2 separate regions of the Homo sapiens genome follow, and region 1 is linked to region 2. A link is an interaction called in ENCODE POLR2A ChIA-PET data of the cell type or tissue named here. Cell type or tissue: A673. All regions are shown on one strand. Each heading gives the region's core, and the rest is flanking DNA. Links, peaks and the distances in the headings are about the cores only.

The links. ChIA-PET counts read pairs that join two places held together with the same protein. Peaks named below come from ENCODE experiments on the same cell type or tissue, not always from the same donor. Only the 100,000 strongest peaks of a DNase experiment are listed, where the experiment ranks them.
Region 1: POLR2A ChIA-PET joins it to region 2 with 5 read pairs; 2 of 35 experiments call an interaction of 5 or more read pairs at or near these places.

What each region holds. Positions count from the first base shown.
Region 1 is chr3:136,148,256-136,155,270 of GRCh38, reverse strand. MSL2 (MSL complex subunit 2) reads left to right here. Exons shown (of 2, transcript NM_018133.4): 2 at 2,533-6,354. The coding sequence ends at 4,124. Among named protein-coding and RNA genes, the nearest start is that of MSL2, 45 kb to the left of the region's middle. In A673, for the core only: no CTCF peak of the experiment used is centred there; no DNase peak of the experiment used is centred there; H3K27ac peaks cover 2,589 bases.
Region 2 is chr3:136,881,027-136,888,327 of GRCh38, reverse strand. All of the region lies in intron 1 of NCK1 (NCK adaptor protein 1), which reads right to left. Among named protein-coding and RNA genes, the nearest start is that of NCK1, 22 kb to the right of the region's middle. In A673, for the core only: no CTCF peak of the experiment used is centred there; no DNase peak of the experiment used is centred there.

The sequences.
Region 1 (7,015 bases), core at 1-5,000, 730 kb after region 2:
GGCCTCCCAAGGTGCTGGGATTACAAGCATGAGCCACCGCATCCAGCGTCTTTTTTTTTTTTTCCAGACAGTCTTGCCCTGTCGCCAGGCTGGAGTGCAGTGGCACCATACTCAGCTCATTGCAACCTCTGCCTCCCGGGTTCAAGCGATTGTCCTGCCTCAGCTCCCCCGAGTAGCTGGGACTACAGGCGTGTGCCACCACTCCCAGCTAATTTTTGTATTTTTAGTAGAGATGGAGTTTCACCATGTTGGCCAGGATGGTCTCAGTCTCTTGACCTCGTGATCTGCCTACCTCGGCCTCCCAAAGTGCTGGGATTTGCAGTTGTGAGCCACTGCGCCCTGCCCAGCCGCTTTCTTAAAATGTATTATAATTTTTTTTAGAGACAGGGTCTTGCTGTCTTGCCCAAGCTGGTCTTGAACTCCTGGGCTTAAATGAGTGTCCACCTCTGCCTCTCAGAGAGCTAGAACAACAGGCACGTGCCACTGTGCCTAGCTTAAGACCTTATTTTCTGATACAGACTTTCAGAGCTATAGATTTCCCACTAAACACTGCTTTAGTTGCATTCTCCAAATTTTGATATGTGGTGTTTTCATTTGGTAAATGTTTTCTCAGTTTCTCTTATGATGTTTTTGGCTTATAAGTTATTTTGGTATATGTTTAATTTCCAGATACTTGGGGATTTTTCTCATTTTTTTTTTTCCCACTGATTTCTAATTTCTGTTGTGGTTGAACATATTCTTTGTGTGATTTATGAGAAGAGGTACCGCTTTGGGTAATTGCTGACCATTTGTCTGGATTGGGAACCAAGGAGCAGTTGCAGCTTTGGAGAGTAAGAGTGGAGATGGGAACTGGGTCTAGTTCCTTTCCCTTCTTGGTTTGTATGTATATGTCATTGATAATTTGAGAATTGTGTCAAGTCGGGGGACTACTTCATTATACTGTATTGTCGCAGTTAGGATACTTGTGGTTTATAATTAAACCATGGTCGTTTTGAAATCTGTCAGAAGAATTTGAGCCCAGTATTATACCCTAGTTTTGTTTTCTTTAATAAGTTTAAATATAATTTTTTCCATTTTGTATTTTTTTCTAGAAGAATTTGAGTTGAGTAGTACTCCTTTTTTCTTTGTTTTAATGTAGTTGAACATAGTTCTCTCCTACTGAAACTCCTTTTTTTTTTTTTTTAAATGAGACGGAGTTTTGCTCTTGTCGCCCAGGCTGGAGTGCAGTGACACAATCTCAGCTCGCTGCAACCTCCGCCTCCTGGGTTCAAGGGATTCTCCTGCCTCAGCCTCCTGAATAGCTGGGATTACAGGTGCCCATCACCCTGCCCGGCTAATTTTTGCGTTTTTAGTAGAGACAGGGTTTCACCATGTTGGCCAGGCTAGTCTCAAAGTCCTGACCTCAGGTGATCTGCCCACCTCAGCCCCCCAAAGTGCTGGGGTTACAGGCATGAGCCACCACACCTGGCCTTTTTTTTTTTGAGACTAAGTCTCGCTCTATTGCTTAGGCTGGATTGCAGTGGTGTGATCTCAGCTCACTGCTACCTCAGTTTCCTGGGTTCAAGTGATGCTCCTGCCTCAGCCTCCCTAGCAGCTGGGACTACAGGTGCGTACCACCATGCCCGGTTAATTTTTTTGTATTTTTAATAGAAATGGGGTTTTACCATGTTGGCCAGGCTGGCCTTGAACTCCTGACCTCAGGTGATCCGCCCACCTCAGCCTCCCAAAGTGCTGGGATTATAGGCATGAGCCACTGTGTCCGGCCTGAAATGACATTTTGATCTTTTTTCTTTAAAGTTTATGATTAGTATATATGCATTAAAAACTGGTTGAAAAAATTTTTTTTTCTGTGAAGATACTTTTCTACTGATGAATGCCCTCAAGACTATCTTTTATGAGGGCAGGGACTAAATCTCTCTTACTCATATCTGTTTCCCCAGTGTCCAGCAAAAAATAATCAATATGATTTTGTTCAGCATGTTGTAGCATTGCCATGTTGTGTTAGGTTGAGGTCCAAAGGGTTTTGGTTTTGTTTTTGAGACAGGGTCTCGCTTTGTCACCCAGGCGGGAGTGCAGTGGCAAGATCATAGTTCACCGTAGCCTGAACTCTAGGGCTCAAGCCATCACCTCAGCCTCCTGAATAGCTGGGATTACAGGCACACACCACCACACCTGGCTATCCAAAGGGTTTTAACCCTAGTTTGTGCTTCTGGTGTCTGATCTTCACCTCTTTAACTTTATAGCCTTTGGAGGAAGAGGATAAGAAGGTGGACCAGAACGTATTGCTTGGGGAGAGAGACACAGAATCAAGGATGATTTTGGTTTGAGATAACTGAATGGGGAATATGGCATGAAATCAAGCGAGCTAATTGAAGATTCTTCCGTTTCTTCTAAGATATATTTTCTGTTATCTGGTCTAGTGAGTTTAATTCATCTCAATTTTGATAGACTACTTATGTCATCTAAACTTCAGTTTATGAAATGGTAAATTTATTTTACTAAAATCTTTGCTTTCCTCCTTCTCCCCCTTAGGACATTTGCTACAAGATCCTATTGCACCCACCAACTCCACCTGCCAACATTATGTCTGCAAAACTTGTAAAGGCAAGAAAATGATGATGAAACCTTCCTGTAGCTGGTGCAAAGACTATGAGCAGTTTGAGGAAAACAAGCAGTTAAGCATCCTAGTGAACTGCTACAAAAAACTATGCGAGTATATAACACAGACTACACTGGCACGGGATATAATAGAAGCAGTTGACTGTTCTTCTGATATTTTGGCTTTGCTTAATGATGGATCATTGTTTTGTGAGGAGACAGAAAAACCCTCAGATTCATCCTTTACTTTGTGTTTGACACATTCCCCTTTACCTTCAACCTCAGAACCCACAACTGATCCTCAAGCTAGTTTATCTCCAATGTCTGAAAGCACCCTCAGCATTGCTATTGGCAGTTCTGTTATCAATGGTTTGCCTACTTATAATGGGCTTTCAATAGATAGATTTGGTATAAATATTCCTTCACCTGAACATTCAAATACGATTGACGTATGTAATACTGTTGACATAAAAACTGAGGATCTGTCTGACAGCCTGCCACCCGTTTGTGACACAGTAGCCACTGACTTATGTTCCACAGGCATTGATATCTGCAGTTTCAGTGAAGATATAAAACCTGGAGACTCTCTGTTACTGAGTGTTGAGGAAGTACTCCGCAGCTTAGAAACTGTTTCAAATACAGAGGTCTGTTGCCCTAATTTGCAGCCGAACTTGGAAGCCACTGTATCCAATGGACCTTTTCTGCAGCTTTCTTCCCAGTCTCTTAGCCATAATGTTTTTATGTCCACCAGTCCTGCACTTCATGGGTTATCATGTACAGCAGCAACTCCGAAGATAGCAAAATTGAATAGAAAACGATCCAGATCAGAGAGTGACAGTGAGAAAGTTCAGCCACTTCCAATTTCTACCATTATCCGAGGCCCAACACTGGGGGCATCTGCTCCTGTGACAGTGAAACGGGAGAGCAAAATTTCTCTTCAACCTATAGCAACTGTTCCCAATGGAGGCACAACACCTAAAATCAGCAAAACTGTACTTTTATCTACTAAAAGCATGAAAAAGAGTCATGAACATGGATCCAAGAAATCTCACTCTAAAACCAAGCCAGGTATTCTTAAAAAAGACAAAGCAGTAAAGGAAAAGATTCCTAGTCATCATTTTATGCCAGGAAGTCCTACCAAGACTGTGTACAAAAAACCCCAGGAAAAGAAAGGGTGTAAATGTGGGCGTGCTACTCAAAATCCAAGTGTTCTTACATGCCGAGGCCAACGCTGCCCTTGCTACTCTAACCGCAAAGCCTGCTTAGATTGTATATGTCGTGGCTGCCAAAACTCCTATATGGCCAATGGGGAGAAGAAGCTGGAGGCATTTGCCGTGCCAGAAAAGGCCTTGGAGCAGACCAGGCTCACTTTGGGCATTAACGTGACTAGCATTGCTGTGCGTAACGCTAGTACCAGCACCAGTGTAATAAATGTCACAGGGTCCCCAGTAACGACGTTTTTAGCTGCCAGTACACATGATGATAAAAGTTTGGATGAAGCTATAGACATGAGATTCGACTGTTAAATCAGTGGGTCTTTTAAACCTACTCCTGGTAGGGAAATAGCTACAGTTTTACGGCAGCTATGGTTCTGTTGGTTTAACTTGCCGGAGCTCCTGCATATAGATCACTTGTATCAAGTGTTTTCATTGCTAAGTTATATGTGTTAGTGTCGGGGAAATAGTTTGCAGATAATGGAGGAGTAACCCTACAACTATATGTCCTTAGTTCTTACAGAACCTCATAGTTTGAGAACAAAGCTGATGCAACTGATTTATACAAAATGAACTTTGGCAAGAAAAATAACATTAACCTCATTGTTTATGGCCATGCTTTGTGCATAATCAAAGTTTATGATTAAATGTAAGGAAGTGGTATCTAGTCAGTCCATAAAGATTGTGCTAATTTTTTTGTGGAAAAGTAGCCATTAGTTCAGGAAACTCAGTGCTGCCTTCAGATGTCATTGATGTTTCTCCTGTTGGAAAGCTGATGTGTCCAGCTCAACCTTTGTGCTGACATCATACCATTTCTGATCATGAAATATTGGCTACTGGTGTATGTAGCAGTTCTTAAATCAGCAGTATTATGAAAAAAAATTCCCCCTCATTAGAATGTTTAAGAAATCTTTTTAAAAAGTAAAATTCTGTCAGACTACAAATGTTTAGCTGTTACTCATTTCTAGGGAAGAAATTCTAAATCCCTCCTTCACTTTGAGCAGTGTTCTAATTGGATAAATGAAGGAGAGTAGTTTTATTCTGAAGGTAATTAAATTTAGACTATGTAGTATGTGACAGAATTTTTTTAAAATTATAAAAAGATTTTATTTAGTAATTGGGATTTACTTAAAATAATTTTGGAATAATGCTCCCAGACTTGCCCAGATTTGTGTATTGTACTTATTGCCACTGGCCGCCACTTTGACTTATTTTCTCTAATAGTTTATTTGCCACAGTCTTTATTTTGAATATGCTCCTAGTTTTTTTTTAGGGTGCTGTTCATTATGAAGGCTTCTTTATAGAGGCCTAATAAGAATGCCTTTTTATAAAGCCTGTGCATTTAGGTAGGTTGAAGCTAGGAGGATTTTCTTTAGAATGCTCTTTTGCATGTAAAGCACAAAGTATGTTTCAGTTTAAATGCACTTCTTCCGGTTAATTTTTATGGGGAAGACAAGTGAGTCACAAACATTCTGTTGAAGGGAAATCTAGTCAGTTGCTTGAAAGAGCACAGCCCAAATAAAACAAGGACTGACTAGGTGTAATGAAATAACCTGTGATTTAAAAGAAGAGCTGCAGCTTTGACAGTGCTTATTTAAAGAAAAATACTGCTGGAAAATTTCCAATTTCTACTACGTTCACCATCTCTAGTAAGATCTGACATATGCTGAAGTTATGTTTTGATTTGGCACACAGCATGTTCAATGATGGTTACTCGCCTAGTACAAGACATGGAGAAGAAACCTTTGGACACAGAGCAGATGACACCTCCTTCTGTTTTGTAGTGTATCCTGGTGTCATTTTCTGTGAATGTGGTCAGGTAGAGTTGTTTTTGTTGTTGTTGTTGGGCTTTTTTTTCTTTTTTTTTTTTTGGTCTCTTTTGGTGGGGTGGGGGTGGGCTAAAGCCATAGGAAGAAAAATGTGATGTATGTGTCCAGTATGTACTATTTTGTTTTTGTTTTGCAAGAAGAGTTGAACTATTTTTGATAACAAGAGTAAATGGTGGAAAATGCTTCTTAGTTGTCTTGTCTTTATTTGCTTTCCAAGATTTGGAATTTTATTTAATTCCTTTAAGTGTTAGCAGTGTCTTATGAAACGTGTATTTACCTAACGTTTGTAACAGTTTTGTGTTGAACCCAGATGCCCTGCTATATAAAGTTGTAAATCTGTTCTTTATTCACTAATGATCACTGCAAAAATGATTAGAAATGAGATTGTACACATGGATGAGGATATATTTTGCAAATCGACCAAACTTTCCTAATATTATGATCTTAAAATTCATAGAGTACTTTATTGCTTCCCAAGTTTGATAATCTTGTGGGTTTTTTTTTTTTTTTGATGCATGGGAGGTTGGCAATATAGACAAAGTGGAAATCATTAGTATGTGAGGGCCTTGATTGTTATGTAATATTGCCAATGATGAATTCAGGTTGTTTTTAGCACAAGTTTCTCTTTTTTATGCTGGTATTCTCACTGCCACATTTTTGGAAACCTGTATTACACCTTAAATCTATCAATAAATGATAGTTTTCTAATTCTATGTTGTAGAATACTGAAGAGTTTGGGATAGCATGCTCTGAATGGTCTGTATTATATACATCTGGGGAAGAGTAATCACAGTGCCTTGATTTTTATATTATTTTTCTTTATACCACGAGTTACTTAGGAATGCTGACAAATGGCTAACGAGGGATGATTGAGAGATTATTACTGAAGTAACTGGATTTACTTCATCAGGATTTGAAACCACCAAAGAACAGCAGCATTTAATAAGACACATCCTGAATTGTTGAGTCCTTGTTATTAATATAAATGATCAAATGATCTTTTACCTTAGGTAATAGTTTTAGAGCTGACAATTTTATCTTTTTGGTTAGCCTTATTAAGTCTGCATTTCCGGGAGGAGGTGTAGTATGGTCCTAGGGATAAAGAATTCCTTTTATTTCATTGTATTCTTAGTTAAAACAATTTATTGGTGACCTTGTTGAAGAAGAGTAAAAGTTTTATGGGAATCAGATGAAAAATAAATTGTCCATAACCATATCATAGATAAAAAACAGAAATGCTTTAGAAAATACTAAGTTCAAAGTATGGTATTTTATACTTTTCTCTTTTTAAAAAAATTAAAAGCTAGGCACAGTGGTGTGTGCCTGTAATCTCAGCTACTTAGGAGGCTGAGGTGGGAGGATCACTTAAGCTCA
Region 2 (7,301 bases), core at 503-5,502:
GTATGTGAATCATATCTCAATAAAACCTTTTTTTAAAAACCGACAAGACTAATGACTGAATGGAATCATAAAATAAAGCAAGGAGGGCCAGGCACGGTGGCTCACACCTGTAATCTCAGCACTTTGGGAGGCCGAGGCAGGCAGATCACGAGGTCAGGAGTTTGAGACCAGCCTGGCCAACATGGCGAAACCCTGTCTCTACTAAAAATACAAAAATTAGCCAGGCGTGCTGGCAGACGCCTGTAATCCCAGCAACTTGGGAGGCTGAGGCAGGAGAATAGCTTGAACCTAGGAGTCGGAGGTTACAGTGAGCAGAGATCATGCCATTGCACTCCAGCCTGGGCGACAAGAGCAAGACTCCATCTCAAAAGAAAAAAAAAAAAAGAAAGAAAGAAAGAAAGAAAAGAAACAATAAAGGCGATGAATAAAAGATAACAAGAACCGAAACATTACAGTTTGAATTCTTGCTCTGTCATTTATCATCAGTGTGTAACACTGAGCAAGTTATCTAACCTCTCTGCTTCAGTTAACACCTACCTACAGGGTTGCTGTGAGGATTTAACAAAATAGGTAAAACAGTACAGTGCCTGAGACACAGCTGTCTTTCCCTGTCCTCTTCTCCTACCTAATGCTAAAAATTCTACCACCAATTTTATGGAAACATAAATTCAATGACAGTTGTATCTGAATTGTATGCTAAAGAAGTTATGTCTGTTCCAGGTGACAAATAACTTAAAAGTCACCAATTATATGTAACTGGCAAGGCAACTTTCAACTAATTCACTGCAAGTCGATACTAAGGCACAGGAAAATATAAACTTTATCTCTCAACTTCTTTTTCTCCTTCTCGCCTTCATTTTTAAACACTTCTTTCCTCACCTTCCTGCCCTTTTAACTTATCCTTTATTCCAAACTACCAGTCTTACTTAGGCTGCTATTTATCAGGAGAAAAGGCAACAGTAACTTTTCCATTTTATGTTAAGATAGAAAAAAAATGCTGAGCATGGCGGTGCACTCCTGTAGTCCCCGCTACTCAAGAGGATAAGGTGGGAAGATCGTTTGAGGCCAAGAGTTGGAGGCCACACAGCATTATGATGGTGCCTGTGAACAGCCACTGTACTCCAGTCTGGAAAACACAGTGAAACCTCATTTCTAAAGAAATAAAACACAATATAAAAGATAGGGGCTGGGTGCAGTGGCTCACACCTGTAATCCCAGCACTTTGGGAGGCCAAAGCAGGTGGATCACCTGAGGTCAGGAGTTCGAGACCAGCCTGGCCAACATAATGAAACCCCGTCTCTACTAATAACACAAAAATTAGCCGGGCATGGTGGCACCTGCCTGTAGTCCCAGCTACTTGGGAGGCTGAGGCATAAGAATCGCTTGAACCTGGGAGGCGGAGGTTGCAGTGAGATGAGATTGTGCCATTGCATTCCAGCCTGGGCAATAAGAGCAAAACTCCGTCTCAGAAAAAAAGAAAAAGAAAGATAGGAAAAAAAAAAAAAAAAAAGACTGATCATGTAACTACAGGACAGTTCCAAACTCTGCCTAAGTAACTCATTAAAGTTCCCTAAACAAAAAATGAACGAACTTTAAAAACATGAGAATGAAAAGGCATACAAGAAAGTTTCCTTTGTGTTCACAGGTCTCTCATTTATCTGGAGACAAAACTGTATGACATCTACAGACTGTGACAGCAATTTCTTAGTACAGTTGGCCCTCTGTATCTATGGGTTCCGCATCTATGAATTCAACCAGCCGTGGATTTAAAACATTCAGGAAAAAAAAAAGCACCTGTACTAAACATATACAGACGTTTTTTCCTTGTCATTATTCCCTAAACAATATAGCATTAACTACCTAAATACCATTTACAATGTATTAGGTAATCTAGAGATGAGTTCGAGTATACAGGAGAATGTGCATAGGTTATATGTAAATAGTACCCCATTTTACACAAGAGACTCAAGCATCCTCAAATTTTGGTATCTGCAAGGAGTCTTGGAACCAACACCTCATGGATACCAAAGGACAAGTATATACTATCCATAACCAAGTTTTACTGCAAAAGAAAAAAAAAAGGATAACTATATACTACCTATAGCCAAGTTACTACCAAAAAATATATACTTTAAGTCAGGTGCTCTAAGAAATTAGTGTTAATACAATTTTATTAACCCATGCTTCCATCTTAAGTATTCCCTCATTTGACTTTAATGTTAAATGAAAATTTAGTTTCAAACTACTTTAAAGGACAATGTCTTTCAAAGGGGCACCTGCCTTATAAATGCTTCCGGAATAACATTCAGTAAAAGGATGTGGTTTAGAACAGATGAAATACCACTGTACTGCTGCTTTTGTACACGTTCAGATCAGAAAACTCCTATTAAAAACATGCCAAAATAAATAAATATTATGTCTATGGAAGCTTTTAAGTTAGCCATTCCAACTTTATAACATTCTAAAAAGAACATATCTCTTATGAAAGGTTGCTATAAAGAGCCCAGAACCTTTTCTCCCTCTACAAACCCCTTAACCTTGATGCCTAACTGTATTATCTCACTGTATTTCACTTCAGAAATATTTACTGGACAATGAGTGCACAGAGTAAGTATGCTAAGTAGTTTTAATACACTGTCATTAATCACCACAGCAAACTGATACAATCAGTATTAATATCACCATTTTTAACTGAAGAAACTAAGGCTTCAAAGGTTTAAGTACGCTGGGTGCTGTGGCTCACACCTGTAATTGCAGCACTTTCAGAGGCCAAGGTAGACGAATCACTTGAGCCCAGGAGTTGGAGGCCAGCCTGGGCAACATGGCAAAATCCTGTCTCTACAAAAAATTCAAAAATTAACCAGCCATGGTGGCATGCACCTATAGTTCCAGCTACGTAAGGAGCTGAAGAGTTATCAGGCCACTGTACTCCAGCCTAGGTGACAGAGCAAGACCCTGTCTCAAAAAAGTTAAGTAATGTGCCCTAGATTACAGCTGGAAAAGACAATTCCCTCCTTTTATAATTTCTATTATGTAAAATTTCAAACATACATTAAAGAAGAGAACAAACCCCTTAAACCCATCATGTAGCTAAAATCATCAACTCATGGCCACTTGTCCACGGCCACAATATCCATATTCTCACCCATTCCTGTTTCCTTGCTTAAGTATTTTGAAGCAAAAAACTTTTGTCTGTAAATATTTCGGTGTATACCTCTAAAAATTTATGTAAATATTTCAGTGTATACCTGAAAAAATATTTTCATCCATAAATATTTAAGTAAATATCTCTAAAACATAAGAACTTCAGCAGGCGCAGTGGCTCACACCTATAATCTCAACACTTTGGGAGGCCGAGGTGGGCAGATCACTTGAGGTCAGGAGTTCAAGACCAGCCTGACCAACGTGGTGAAAAACCATCTCTACTAAAAATACAAAAATTAGCCAGTTGTGGTGGCAGGTGCCTGTAATCCCAGCTACTTGGGAGGCTGAGGCAGGAGAATCCCTTGAACTCAAGAGGCAGAGGTTGCAGTGAGCTGAGATCAGGCCACTGCACTCCAACCTGGGCAACAGAGTGAGACTCCCTCTCAAAAAAAGAAAAAAAAAAAAGCTCAGGCATGGTGGCTCAAGCCTGCACTTTGGGAGGCCAAGGCAGAAGGATCACCTCAAGACCAGCCTGGCCAACATGATGAAACCCCATCTCTACTAAAAATACAGAAATTAGCCGGGCATAGTGCCACACGCCTCTAATCCCAGCTACTCTGGAGGCTGAGGCACAAGAATCGCCTGAACCCAGGAAGCGGAGGTTGCGGTGAGCAAGCCTGCACCACTGCACTCCAGCTTGGGCCACAGAGCAGGACCGTGTTTCAAAAAAAAAGAAAAGACAAGAACTCAAAGCTGTACTCTATCATTCTCATTAAGCTATACTTTCTTATAGAATAAATAAAACCCAAGGTACCCTCTGATCTCAAACTACTTAATAAAAGGTAACATTTCAGAACTTTCAAATGCATATGACAAGGGATAGCTCTACTGGATGCAGCCAACTTAATCATCCCTCTTTCTTGAAACTGCTGGTTTCCTTACCCCTATATTAAATTGGTTTCCCTCCCTCCACGCCACCTGCTTCTGGTTTCCATTTCTGGCTCCTCATTTTCCTTCCACTGAGCCATCTGCTCTTCTCACATATACCCTCTCTCTAGATAGCTCGTTCATTATTATGACTTCATCGTATCACCTCTGGCCTAGACTCTGTAATTTGAATTGTGTTCTCTAATCCAAGCTACTGTTCCTCAACATTTCTACTTAAATATCTTGCTATCACCTCAAATTGAATATGCATCAATCTCCAAAAATTGAATATGCATCATCTCCAAAAATCCAGCTCTTCTATCCTCTTTACCAATCTATTAATTATAATTGTAAATCATTATCTTCCAATTCACCCAGGCTCCCCTTAAGTCACACATCAATTTGTGTTGGTTTTTCTCTTGAAATGTCTCTCATCCATCCTTTTCTGTTCCATTTACACTGACATCACTAAAACTCAAGCCTTCAGCAACTCACCTAAATTATCATAAGAGCCCTTGGTTAAAATTCAACTATCTCCATTTCAGTCGGTTCTATATAATAGATTCCCTCCAACAACATATCTACTGAATGACTAATGTATCCTAAGCACTGGCCAATTAATGCAGGGATACAACAGTGAGCACGACAGACACCTCTTTCTAGCAGAGGAAATTAAATTTTTTCAAATAAAATAATTATAGGTTGCAAAAAATGCTGTGACAAAGATTAACACAGTGCTACCATAAAGGACAGAGAATATGAGTGCTACTCTAATTACAGCTTTTAGTTAGAGAAAAAAAAATTTAAGTGGGCATTTTAAGGATGAAGAGGAGGCAGTCATGTAAATATTTAAAGTAGAGTGCTCCAAGCAAAAGAAACTGCAAAGTACATAGGTTCCAGGAGGGGAAAAAAAAGTCTCACGTTACAGAAAATGACCGTATGGCTAGAGATGTGGCCAGAGAACAAGGGCAAAAGTGGTACAATGTGAGGTTGGGAGAGACACAGGCCAATTTTATTCTACATGTAATAAGAAGTAGGCTGGGCATGGGGGCTCATGCCTGTAATCCCAGCACTTTGGGAGGCCAAGGTGGACAGATCACATGACGCCAGTAGTACGAGACCAGCCTTAGCCAACATGGTAAACCCTGTGTCTACTAAAAAACACAAAAAATTAGCTGGGTGTGGTGGCGCATGCCTGTAATCCCAGCTACTTGGGAGGCTGAGGCACAAGAATTGCTTGAACCCAGGAGGCGGAGGTTGCAGTGAGCTGAGATCACACCACTGCACTCCAGCCTGGGCAACAGAATGAGACTGTCTTTAAAAAAGTCATGTAATAAGGGTTTTAAGCAAGGAAATTATAATCCAACACACGCTGTGAAAGAGACTGCTAGTATTCACTAATGACTGTGTTCTCTTCATTAAGACACTGCTATACTACACTTCCCAGCCACCCCTGCAATTAGATAAGATCACATGACTCAGTTCTGACCAATGGAACTGAATGGGTAAAAGTGATATATGCCACTTCTAGCCTGGACCCTAAAATCTTTCTCCACACACACTTCCCCTTCCAAAACAATCTGAGAAGCCAAAGCTGATTATGGTGGTGACATAAGATACAGGTGCCTGTGCTCCAAGTGACTGCATAAAGCAAAGGTGCCCCTCAACACACACACACACACACACACACACACACACACACACACACAGTGATGTGGGAAAGTAATGTAAACTTTCATTGTATTATGCTGCCAAGTAAGAGGTATTGTTGTATCATTAATGCAGAAATCTTAAAAACATTTCTCTGGCTGTTGTGTGCTGCTGTGTGAAGAATGAGTTAAATGGACAGACAAAAGTAAAAATAAAAAGACCTGTTCAGACTCAACAAAAACATAACCCAAATGAAAAATGGGCAAACGAACAAAATAGACATTTCTCGAAATATATACAAATAGCCAACAAGCATATGAAAAGATGCTCATCATCACTAGCCATTATGGAAATGCAAATCAAAACCACAGAGATATCACCATTAAGATAGCTACTATTTTTAAAAAAACATGCAGGAAACAAGTGTTAGTGAAAATGTAATGATATTGGAACTCTTATGCACGGTTGGTGGTAATGTAAAATGGTGCAGCTGCTATGGAAAATGGTATGGTGGTTCCTCAAAAGATAAAAAATAGTTTACCATATAATCCAGCAATTCAACTTCTGGGTGTACATCAAAAAACTGAAAGCAGGAACCTGAACAGATATTTCTACACCCATGTTCATGGAAACACTATTCTTAACAGCTAAAATGTGGAAGCAACCCAAGCTGTTCATCAACAAATGAATGGATAAACAAAATGTGGTATATATAAGCAATGGAATATTATTCAGCCTTAACAAGGAAGAAAATTTTGACATGTGCTACAAAACGGATGAACCTTCAAGACATTAAGTGAAATAAGCCAGCCACGGAAAGACAATATGATTCCATTTATATGAGGTACATAGAGCAAACAAATTTATACAAACATAAAGGAGAAACATGAAGAATAGTGGTTGCCAGGGGCTAGGAGGAGGGAAGACTTGGGGAGTTGTTAGTATGTATACAGTTTCAGTTTTACAAGATGAAAAAGTTCTGGGGACTGGTTGTACAACAATGTGAATATACTTAATACTGAACTGTATACTTAAAATGGTTAAGATGTTCAACTTTATGCTTATGCAGTTTACCACAATAAAAAATAGAAGCTGGGCGTGGTGGCTCATGCCTCCAATCCCAGCACTTGGGAGGCCGAGGCGGGCAGATCATGAGGTCAGGAGTTCAAGACCAGCCTGGCCAATATGGTGAAATCCCGTCTCCACTAAAAATACAAAAATTAGCCGGGCGTAGTGGCGTGCACCTGTAGTCCCAGCTACTAAGGAGGCTGAGGAAGAAGAACTGCTTGAACCCAGGAGGCAGAGGTTGCAGTGAGCCAAGATTGCACCACTGCACTCCAGCCTGGGTGACAGAGTGAGACTCCATCTCAAAAAAAATTAAATAAAATAAGAGGCCAATAGTGTAAGTGAAGAGATGATGGCTGCTTGACTTGAGTAGTATGGTGATGCAGATAAAGAACAGAAGACTTCAAGATGTATTTGGAGGTAGAAAAGACAGGATTTGCTGATGGACTGGAAGTATGTGAGTTAGAATGAGGAAAAGAAAGGTATCAAGTATGACACCTTGGCTTCTAGCTACT